Linked DNA regions of Homo sapiens: region 2 is linked to region 1. A link is a contact called in ENCODE POLR2A ChIA-PET data. All regions are on one chromosome and are shown on one strand. The core of a region is the stretch at or near the end of the contact, and the rest is flanking DNA. Distances in the headings are between cores, read along the strand shown. Region 1 holds the start of H3C1 (H3 clustered histone 1). Region 2 holds the start of KIAA0319.

Region 1 (4,943 bases), core at 2,082-4,581:
GTTTCTCTTTAGAAAATCTGGGGGATAGTCTAGGGGTTGCAAATTAAGCAACATTATCTTTGTTCTGAACAAGGACTGCATGAGTGTTAGGACTGAAGAAGGCCCAAGGTGGTGGTGGGTATGCCTAAGATGAGTATGACATATCAGCAATGCTATGAACATAGCAATGCTATGAAAGGCCAGGCAAAACGTAACAGGAGCTAGTCGTGGCTTATTGTTACAACGACTATACCTCCCATATGGGTAATCGATATCCACACACCCCTCTACATTGACTCTGGAATTCAGGAAAGGGAATTAAAATTTTCTAACTTATGTACCCCAATGATTTCAACAATATCTGGCATATGAGATCAATAAATATCTTTAAAATACCAACTAAGAAAGACATAAAATGACCCACCCTCCATACCAGGCTCATTTTTGCTCCTCTGATTCCTGAAACTATCCAGAATGCAGCTATGAATTCTCTCCATTGTCAGTTTTAAATTAAGCCAAGCTGGGTACTTGTGTAATTCCTCAAGAAATCCTGGATGAAAACTGTCAGGTGGAAAACAGGACCTCAAAATAAAGAGACATCCATCACTGAAGCTAACATCGTGAGGCTGAAATCAGTCCTATAACAATGGTACCAAAAAGAGCACAATGAGAGGCATTTGTGAATATTTACTCAGATGAGAGTAAGATATTTCCCTATCAGCTAACCTGAAGTTCACATCCCTTTTCCAGCTGAGTTCTGAAGCTAGATGTACTTAACTGGAACACATAACTGCATCAGGAACATCCTTTAAAACTATGGCTACCATGGCTTGACTGGACAAACCCCAGGCTTCCAGGTTTAGCACAGGTGGCCCTTCACAGACCAACATTGCCTATGCTACCAACCTCATGTCCTACCACCCTGCTTGCATCATTTCTCTCTCTGCATATATAAAAATATATGTGTATGTATATAATCAGCTTTATTGATATTTAATGTACCACAAAATTTGCCCACTTTAGGTACAGTTCAATGAATTTTACCGTGTTTTCTTAGTTGTACAACCATCATCACAATTTAATTTCGGAATATTTCTATCACCCAAATTTCCATTTCTGCGTAAAGGGGGAAAAAAAAAGGTTAACTGCTGAAGGCCGCGGTAACACTGAAAAAGGTGCCTTTTCTCTCTAAAACAGATTTTAATCTCCCCTGAATTTAGTGTCCTGGGTATTCCAGGAGTCTGAATAGGGTTTCAATTTTCAGGGTCTTTTTAATAGAGTAAAACTGTATTGGTGGCGATAAATTTAGTATTGCTCTCAGTACATGATTGAGGGATACTTAAATGTCTCTGTGATTTTATTTCATAATCGCTAAAAGATGGTTTTTTTTTTTCCTAAAACAGGGTTTTTGTTTTTTCTCAATAAGCTTCTTAGCTTCCCCTCCGGCTCCCTGGCTTGCCTCAGGAAATATTAGCTCATCAGTTCTGATTGGTTGACAGCTACGAATGGCCCTCATTGATTGGGCAGCGCTTCTTTGTCCCTTGGAAACTAATACAAATTTTTAACACTACTTTTTTTCCACTCTTTCTTCAGAGTTGGAATATCGTTGCTCCCCTACCCATATGTAGTGAGTGGAGGGCAAACTTGGAGTTCCCCTAATCTTTCCTTTTTAGGATGTCAGCTCAGTATCATTCATCTTAATTACACATTGAGCTTCTTGACTTAATGGATACAGCTCTTCTTTTGTTTAGTTGGGCGGCCCTGAAAAGGGCCTTTGGTTCAGAAATGCAAGCTGTGGAGAAATCAGCAACCTTAACCGCCAAAGCCATAAAGGGTGCGTCCCTGGCGCTTAAGCGCGTAGACCACGTCCATGGCAGTGACTGTCTTGCGCTTGGCGTGCTCCGTATAGGTGACAGCGTCACGGATCACGTTCTCCAAAAACACCTTGAGCACCCCGCGAGTCTCCTCGTAGATCAGACCAGAGATCCGCTTCACACCGCCACGCCGGGCCAGACGCCGGATGGCCGGCTTGGTGATGCCCTGGATGTTGTCACGCAACACCTTGCGGTGGCGCTTGGCACCCCCCTTACCCAAACCCTTCCCGCCCTTACCACGTCCAGACATGACTTCCCAAGAAGTGAACCAAGAGCAAGTGAGAGAATAGGAAACCGATCTTTATATATCTACGTTACCCCTGCCCCCACCTCCAGCGGACACTGAGACTGAAAAGCGCGCAGGCGGGAAATGTGACGCCTACAGTCCGCTCCTTTAACCCCTCCTCCAAGCCCCAGGAAATGGCGGGAGCAGCGATTGGGGGAGGGTGGGGAGATGAGGGTGGGACCAAGCAGGCTTGACCAATGGCCTTTATTTTCTTAACAGAGCTACAGGCTTTGAGGAACTGGGTTAAGAATTAAATGTAAACCCATTCTGACTCCAGAATTATTTTAAGTCGAACTTTTTTTTTAACCGAATCTCTCTGTCGCCCAGACTGGAGTACATTAGAGCCATCTCGATTCACTGAAACCTCTGCCTCTCAGGTTCAAGTGTTTCTCCTGCCTCAGCCTTCAGAGTGTAGCTGGGATTACAAGCGCTCGCCGTCGCGCCCGGCGTGTTTTTGTATTTTTCGTAGAGACGGGATTCGGCCATGTTGGCCAGGCTGATCCCGAACTCCTGATTTCTGGTAATCCGCCCGCCTCAGCCTCTCAAAGTGCTTGAATTACAGGCGTGAGTCACCGCGACCGGCCGAAATCGATTGGTTTTGAAGCCTTCAGTAGCATTAAAACGAAAAGTGCTCCCAATGCATTCCCTTTTGTCTTAAATTGGTTTCTTACAGCTACTTTACTTGAAAAGGTGGTGGCTCTGAAAAGAGCCTTTGCTTGGACCGTCAGAGAGACCACAGTAATCACGCCCTCTCTCCGCGGATGCGGCGGGCGAGCTGGATGTCCTTGGGCATGATAGTGACGCGCTTGGCGTGGATGGCGCACAGGTTAGTGTCCTCAAATAGCCCTACCAAGTAGGCCTCGCACGCCTCCTGCAGAGCCATCACAGCGGAGCTCTGGAAACGCAGGTCTGTTTTAAAGTCCTGCGCAATCTCGCGCACCAGGCGCTGGAAAGGTAGTTTACGAATAAGCAGTTCAGTGGACTTCTGATAACGGCGGATCTCGCGCAGAGCCACGGTGCCCGGCCGGTAGCGGTGGGGCTTTTTCACGCCGCCGGTGGCCGGAGCGCTTTTGCGGGCTGCCTTAGTGGCCAACTGTTTGCGTGGCGCCTTGCCACCAGTAGACTTCCGAGCAGTTTGCTTAGTGCGAGCCATGACGGAAAAACAGCACAGCGGAACACCCAACACTAGCGCAAATACGCCCATGAGCTGCTCTATTTATAGTGTGTAAAGTGCAGTGATTGGATGATAGAAGACGCTAAATATGACGTTACACACTCTGATTGGTCTATCTTTAAGCCAGCAACAATCGTGCAGTTTCACCGGCTACTATATTCTATTCCAACTCTACAGATGATTATTTAAGTGGTATTTTATTACTACTATTATTTTATTTTACTTTTGCTTTGTTCCCCAAGCTGGTCTTAAACTTGGGCTCAAAGGATCTTCCCGCCTCAGCATCCAGAGTAGCTGGGATTACAGGGGAGCCCCACTGCGCCGGCTTGGACTTTAATTTTTTAAACTTGTCCTCTTCTACATCTGGTTTTCATAACCTGAAGGCTGTGTTTATTTTCCATAAAACAAGGCATTGATTCCAAAGGTATTATAATTCCCCAATTCCGTATAACCTTCAGCTCTTTAGGAAAAAAAAAAAAAAAAAAAAAAAGAGGGAATACTGCTCACCTCCTCTCCGGAAATGTACCCTTTACGGGAATTTCTGAAACCTTTCACAAGAATTGGATTCCTTTGTAATGCTTTAATTGACTTAGGAGTGTTATTGAAATCTACAAAGCATCTCAAACATAGTAGGATTACACTATTACTCAGAAACATTTTCTATGAGACGTCTTTCTCTTGATTATGCTCTTTGAATCCTAAACTTGCAGCGTTCTGCAGCTTTTGTTTTCTAAAGCCTAGGTGTACTCTGCCAGTCACAAAATGGCGTTTCTCCAGCACTGCCGCCAGGTACCACCAGCTGGGAGTTGTTCCTCTTGCGGAGCAGGAGGTGGACTTGGCCCAAGAGAAACTGGATAGTGGTTCGCAAGGAACATAATTTAGCATTGCCAAGAGCTAATGCAATCATTTTGAAAATCTCAAAACACTGAAAAGTGGATTGTGACCTTTTTAAATTCACAAGAGACAGGCCACATTCTATCTTTTGATTGGTTTAGGCTATTTTCTTGAACAGCCATTTAGAAAGCAGATCTATCATCCTTCATTTGCATGGAGCGTTCCCATTTTATTTGAAACCAGTTTAACCCAATAGAAAAAAGGGAGGCAGAACCCATTATTTAAAGTGGAAACTCCTGAATCAGATAATTAGGAGTATTTCCTTTTCAAAAGTTGCGTTTTTTCAGATACCTCGCTTATTACACTAAGAAAGGTTTATATCTTTCACAAAGGGTTTACTTACAAAAATCTTCCAATTTTGTATACCTGTGTTTCATAACTGACTAGCCGTCAAACCAAGATGTAGAGTTTCCAACCGTTATTTTCCAAATTTTTAGAAATTACGTGAAATATTTGAATGCATGCCTTCTCAATAAAATGGGACGTAGGAAGCACTGGTGCAGAAGATGGGTACAATACTTATCTGGGACCACTCCATTATTTGGTTGGCACGTTGTTTGAACAAAAAGGGGAAAAGCTCAGGTTACTTAGCATGGTTCGGACTTATTTGAAAACTACCACAGCAGGAGCGGAAATAAGACCGCATTACCTCACTCTCTGCTGTGCTGTGCTAGGGGGTTATCCAGAATAGGATTGTAGAAGTGGATGTCGATTTAATAGTTTTTTATTCTCCCAT
Region 2 (4,819 bases), core at 2,093-4,592, 1.4 Mb after region 1:
TGTCTCTACTAAAAATACAAAAAATTAGCCGGACGTGATGGCGAGTGCTTGTAGTCCCAGCTACTCAGGAGGCTGAGGCAGGAGAATGGCACGAACCCAGGAAGCAGAACTTGCAGTGAGCCAAGATCGTGCCACTGCACTCCAGCCTGGGCAACAGAGTGAGACTCCATCTCAAAAATAAAATAAAAAATGAGAATAGATGTTAATAGTAGAGTAGCATACATCATAGAGGTAATACAATAGTACATTTCTGTGGGAAAAGGGTTATTCTGGCATAAATTGCTTTCATTTAGAAGAGCTAAGTTAGAACTTCAGATCACATTGCAAAACATAGATGGGTGAAAGTCTAAATTCTTAAAAAAAAAATACAGTGTAGTATACTAGATTAAATAAAGGATTATCGGCTGGGTGCAGTGGCTCATGCCTGTAATCCCAGCACTTTGGGAGGCCGAGGCAGGTGGATCACCTGAGGTCAGAAGTTCAAGACTCGTCTAGCCAACATGGTGAAACCCCATCTCTACTAAAAATACAAAAATTAGCCAGGCGTGGTGACACGTGCCTGTAATCCAAGCTACTCAGGAGGCTGAGGCAGGAGAATCACTTGACCCTGGGAGGCGGAGGTTGCAGTAAGCCGAGATCGTGCCACTGCACTCCAGCCTGGGCGACAGAGCAAGACTGTCTCAAAAAAAACCACTTTTAGTCTGCTTTCATGAGCAATAGTTATCAATGAATTAACCTACTAATTTGCTATATCTTGAGTTTTTTACTTGGAATTTTTCAAAGTTTTTCCAGTGTAGTAGCTTTGCTTGCCTTACCTTCCTGCTTAGTGAAATTCCAACATAGAATCTTCTGGGTTTTTTTTTTTTTTTTTTTCAGTCTCAACCTCCTGGGCACAAGTGATCCTCTAGCCTCAGACTCTTGGGTAGCTGGGATTACAGGTGTGCACCACACACCCAGCTACTTTTTATTTGTTTTTGTTTTTTGTACAGAGAGGATCTTGCTATGTTGCCCAGGCTGGCCTCGAACTCCGGGGCTCACTCAATCCTCCTGCCTCGCCCACAAAGTGCTGGGATTATAGGCATGAGCCACTGTACGTGGCCTAAAGTCTTGTATTTCAATGAGGCAGCACTGTCATTACGCTAAGCACCATTTTTACCACTGATGTGGAATGTACTTTAACCTTCCTAAACCTCAGTTTTACCCACCCTCAAAATAAGTTATCTTTTATTGTACAAATGTCCCAACCAAAAGCATAAGCAAGAGCAGACAAAGTTAATTATACTAAGGATACATCATTTTATCCTTACTACCTCTTGCAGTGTCTGGCATATAGTAGGAGCTCAATGGATGTCCACTGAATGCTGAAAAGAAGTGAAAGGTAGTAGCCTCACATCTGTGTCCTAAAGAAGGAGACTAACATTTTCATACAATACCAAAATAGATATATTCATTAAAAATGAAAATAGATATTCATTACAGTGTCTCTGAGTTAAAAAGATGGTATAGTTAAACATTCTGGGCTAAGCCTGTGTGTGTGTGTATGTGCTAAAAATATGTTTCTTTAAAGGCTAATCAGCCAAGGATCGTTGGGGACAAAATCAGATTCATTGGCTTGATGCATTGAAAGAGTACCTGTGGAATGCCATGTGAGCACAGAAAGGAGGAAGTGTCTTTTGTAAAGATTTGGCTTCCTATTAAAGGATTCCAGGGAGAGTCTTGGAATCAGAGCTGGGATCCAGTTGGTTGCTGTTTCTGAGGCAGATTGAGAGAAAGGGGGATTAATGAGGGATTGGGTGCTGTCAGGAGGTGAAGGGAGTTTAGCAATTGGGTATCCCCAGTTATGGATGGGAATAGTAAAGCAAAGGTAGAAAGTAGTAGTCATTCAAAAATGGAACACAAGGAGTTGTGTTGTTTTGTACCTGCTGCGTGACTTCAGAGGAAACAACATTGCCTGTTAATTTTGCTTCTGACTTTGTCCTCTCAGCCTGATCATTGATCATTGGCAGTACTAACTTTTCCAAGTCCAAGCTGATTTTCACTCTTTGAGTCCTGGACAGGTTTTTACTCTTTAGTTTTTATTTATTTATTTATTTATTTATTTATTTATTTATTTATTTATTTATTTATTTTGAGACGGAGTCTTGCTCTGTCGCCCAGGCTGGAGTGCAGTGGCACGATCTCGGCTCACTGCAACCTCCGCCTCCTGGATTCAAGCGATTCTCCTGCCTCAGCCTCTCAAGTAGCTGGAACTACAGGCGCGGGCCACCACTCCCGGTTAATTTTTTGTATTTTTAGTAGAGACGGGGGTTTCACCGTGTTAGCCAGAATGGTCTCGATCTCCTGACCTCGTGATCCGCCCGCCTCGGCCTGCCAAAGTGCTAGGATTACAGGCGTGAGCCACCGCACCCAGCTGGTTTTTACTCTTTAAATGTGCATTATCTTATTTGATTCCCAGAATCATCCTATATGAATGCTATTATCTTCATTTTATAATTGAGGAAACAGGTTTATCTAGATTAGGTAACTTGTCTGAGGCTCTTCGGTAAATACGAGTAGCCAAGAAGCTTATTCATCAACAGTGTGTGACTCAGCCCTAAGCACTGCACTTATACCTCCTAGTAATGAGATGTGCGAGGAATGCCCTGGCTACCTTTTCTGCTCATGATATTATCCCTAGATGCTTTCGCATCTTTATTAAAACAGTAAAAATGCAAGAGTCTTCCACCCAAGTTTTCTGTGGTTTAGATTATCACGTTCCTCAAGATGCAAATGTCAAACTATACTGGGCATCCAGTTAACCTGCAAGGCCTGGAGGTGATGGGAGCCCCTCCTAGCACAGGTTCCCAGTCTCAGTCAGAAAGCACCTGCTCAAAATAGAAAGATAATTACAGAGTAGGGGCCAAAGAGACTCCCACTGGAAGAATGGAACTTGTGTAGCTGGGGTGACACAAGCTGGGGACAAGCTGGGGGACACATTCGCGAAGGGTGTTTGACCCAGGCAGTGCACCCACGGCTCCCTTGAGCCACCCTGGCCCGGGTGTTTATTTGGAAGGAGTGTTCATCCCCCAGACTGTTTAGGGCCACGGTGACAGGGAAGGGCTTGGTGAAGGAAAGCAGGTAGGGTATGAAGGCCGCTCAGGTTCACGAAAGACTTTTGCTTGGTCCCCTGCGGGGTGGGAGTGTGTCGCCCCGGTGCGGGTACTTAGAGCGCAACCGGGGAGCTGAGCAGGGGAGCTGAGCAGGGGAGCTGGGCAGGGGCGGCTGCCGCGCCCCACATCCCTGAGGGCGTGTGTGCGCGTGCGCGCGCGTCGCCGTGGTAACCGCGGCGGCGGAAAGGCGCTGAATCACTGGCGCGCGCTTTCCCCGAGCCTGCAGAAGCTGCCGCGGGCGGTGGGCGGGGATCCCCCGGGGGTGCAACCTTGCTCCACCTGTGCTGCCCTCGGCGGGCCTGGCTGGCCCCGCGCAGAGCGGCGGCGGCGCTCGCTGTCACTGCCGGAGGTGAGAGCGCAGCAGTAGCTTCAGCCTGTCTTGGGCTTGGTCCAGATTCGCTCCTCTGGGGCTACGTCCCGGGGAAGAGGAAGCGAGGATTTTGCTGGGGTGGGGCTGTACCTCTTAACAGCAGGTGCGCGCGCGAGGGTGTGAACGTGTGTGTGTGTGTGTGTGTGTGTGTGTGTGTGTGTGTGTGTGTGTGTAAGACCTGCGATGACGACGAGGAGGAACAAGTGGGACGGCGAGTGATGCTCAGGGCCAGCAGCAACGCATGGGGCGAGCTTCAGTGTCGCCAGCAGTGACCACAGGTACGGTATCTACTTCCCAGAGCGCCTGGCCGAGAAATAGGAAAGAGGGCAGCCAGTAGGCAGGCCAATACCCAACAAAAGTAGAATCGAGACGCCCTGAGTTCAGAAGGTGAGTTTCTTAAGATTCTTCTGGGCATTCAGGAAAGGGCATTTTTTGATTGCTGCACTGATTGTTGACTAGTAGGGTGGAGTCGGGGAAATTTGAGTGTCTTTTCCCAACCTCACGAATTGCATTTTTTTAGAAGTAAGGAATCGTTTTCTTTAAACTTCATTCAGAACTATTTATGTGATCTTTCCTATTATTTGCTAAATGCATTTTGTCTCTGTTCCTTACCATAACCTGAAGCTTAAAATCTTTCTCTTCTTCCCTTTGAATTCCCTCCAAGGAATGTCACAAATTAATCGGGAGGATAAACCTGAAATTTTGAGAGTTATCATCTTAAGGTCATTTGTTAATTAAATACAAGGAGGAAAAATATGATATACATACTCATGTGCACTTTTATTGCTGGTTTGTTCATCAAAACATTTTTGTTTGTCGGTGAAATGTTAGTATTTTTTCCACTGCTTGAATTGAAAAGTTGAATGATGTTTTTGATAGTAACAGAAAAAATAAATTGTAGACAATGTTCCCCCCCACACACAAGAATTTTGGAAGTAAATGTTGGTATTTATTTCTTTATTCCTGAAATACATGCTCACTTTCCAAATGCTTCAATTTATTATAAGAAGACCACAATTGTAGAGACTACTAAAGTTATGCCAAATCTAAACTTTTATTTTGTGCTTTTTTTAGTATTATTTTTAATTCAGATGAGGAAAACTGGAGGTGTCAGTTCAGTTATAGACGTAGGAGTCACAGAGAAAGGTGAATTCCTCTGTAATTTGAAAAAGGGAAATGTAAACATATTACCTAAGTACTCTGATTTATTTGTATTAACCATTTGTAATGCATTTGCATTTGTAATGCAAAATGCCGAGGCAAGAACTTAATTTTTGTTTCGAAATAATGAAAATAATTC

The links. ChIA-PET counts read pairs that join two places held with the same protein, here RNA polymerase II (POLR2A).
Region 2: POLR2A ChIA-PET joins it to region 1 with 11 read pairs in OCI-LY7. The contact joins the promoter of KIAA0319 here to the promoter of H3C1 in region 1. POLR2A ChIA-PET finds 5 or more read pairs at or near these places in 2 of 52 experiments (OCI-LY7 and T-cell).

Annotation. Positions count from the first base shown.
Region 1 is chr6:26,018,839-26,023,781 of GRCh38, reverse strand. H3C1 (H3 clustered histone 1) reads right to left here and starts at 3,331. Exons shown (of 1, transcript NM_003529.3): 1 at 2,824-3,331. The coding sequence starts at 3,292. The coding sequence ends at 2,882. It overlaps H4C1 (H4 clustered histone 1), which reads right to left and starts at 2,133. Exons shown (of 1, transcript NM_003538.4): 1 at 1,732-2,133. The coding sequence starts at 2,103. The coding sequence ends at 1,792. RefSeq lists enhancers at 1,919-2,148, 1,370-2,185, 2,489-2,538, 2,569-2,668, 2,186-3,002 and 2 more.
Region 2 is chr6:24,644,714-24,649,532 of GRCh38, reverse strand. It overlaps KIAA0319, which reads left to right and starts at 3,342. Exons shown (of 21, transcript NM_014809.4): 1 at 3,342-3,797. RefSeq lists a silencer at 3,288-3,497.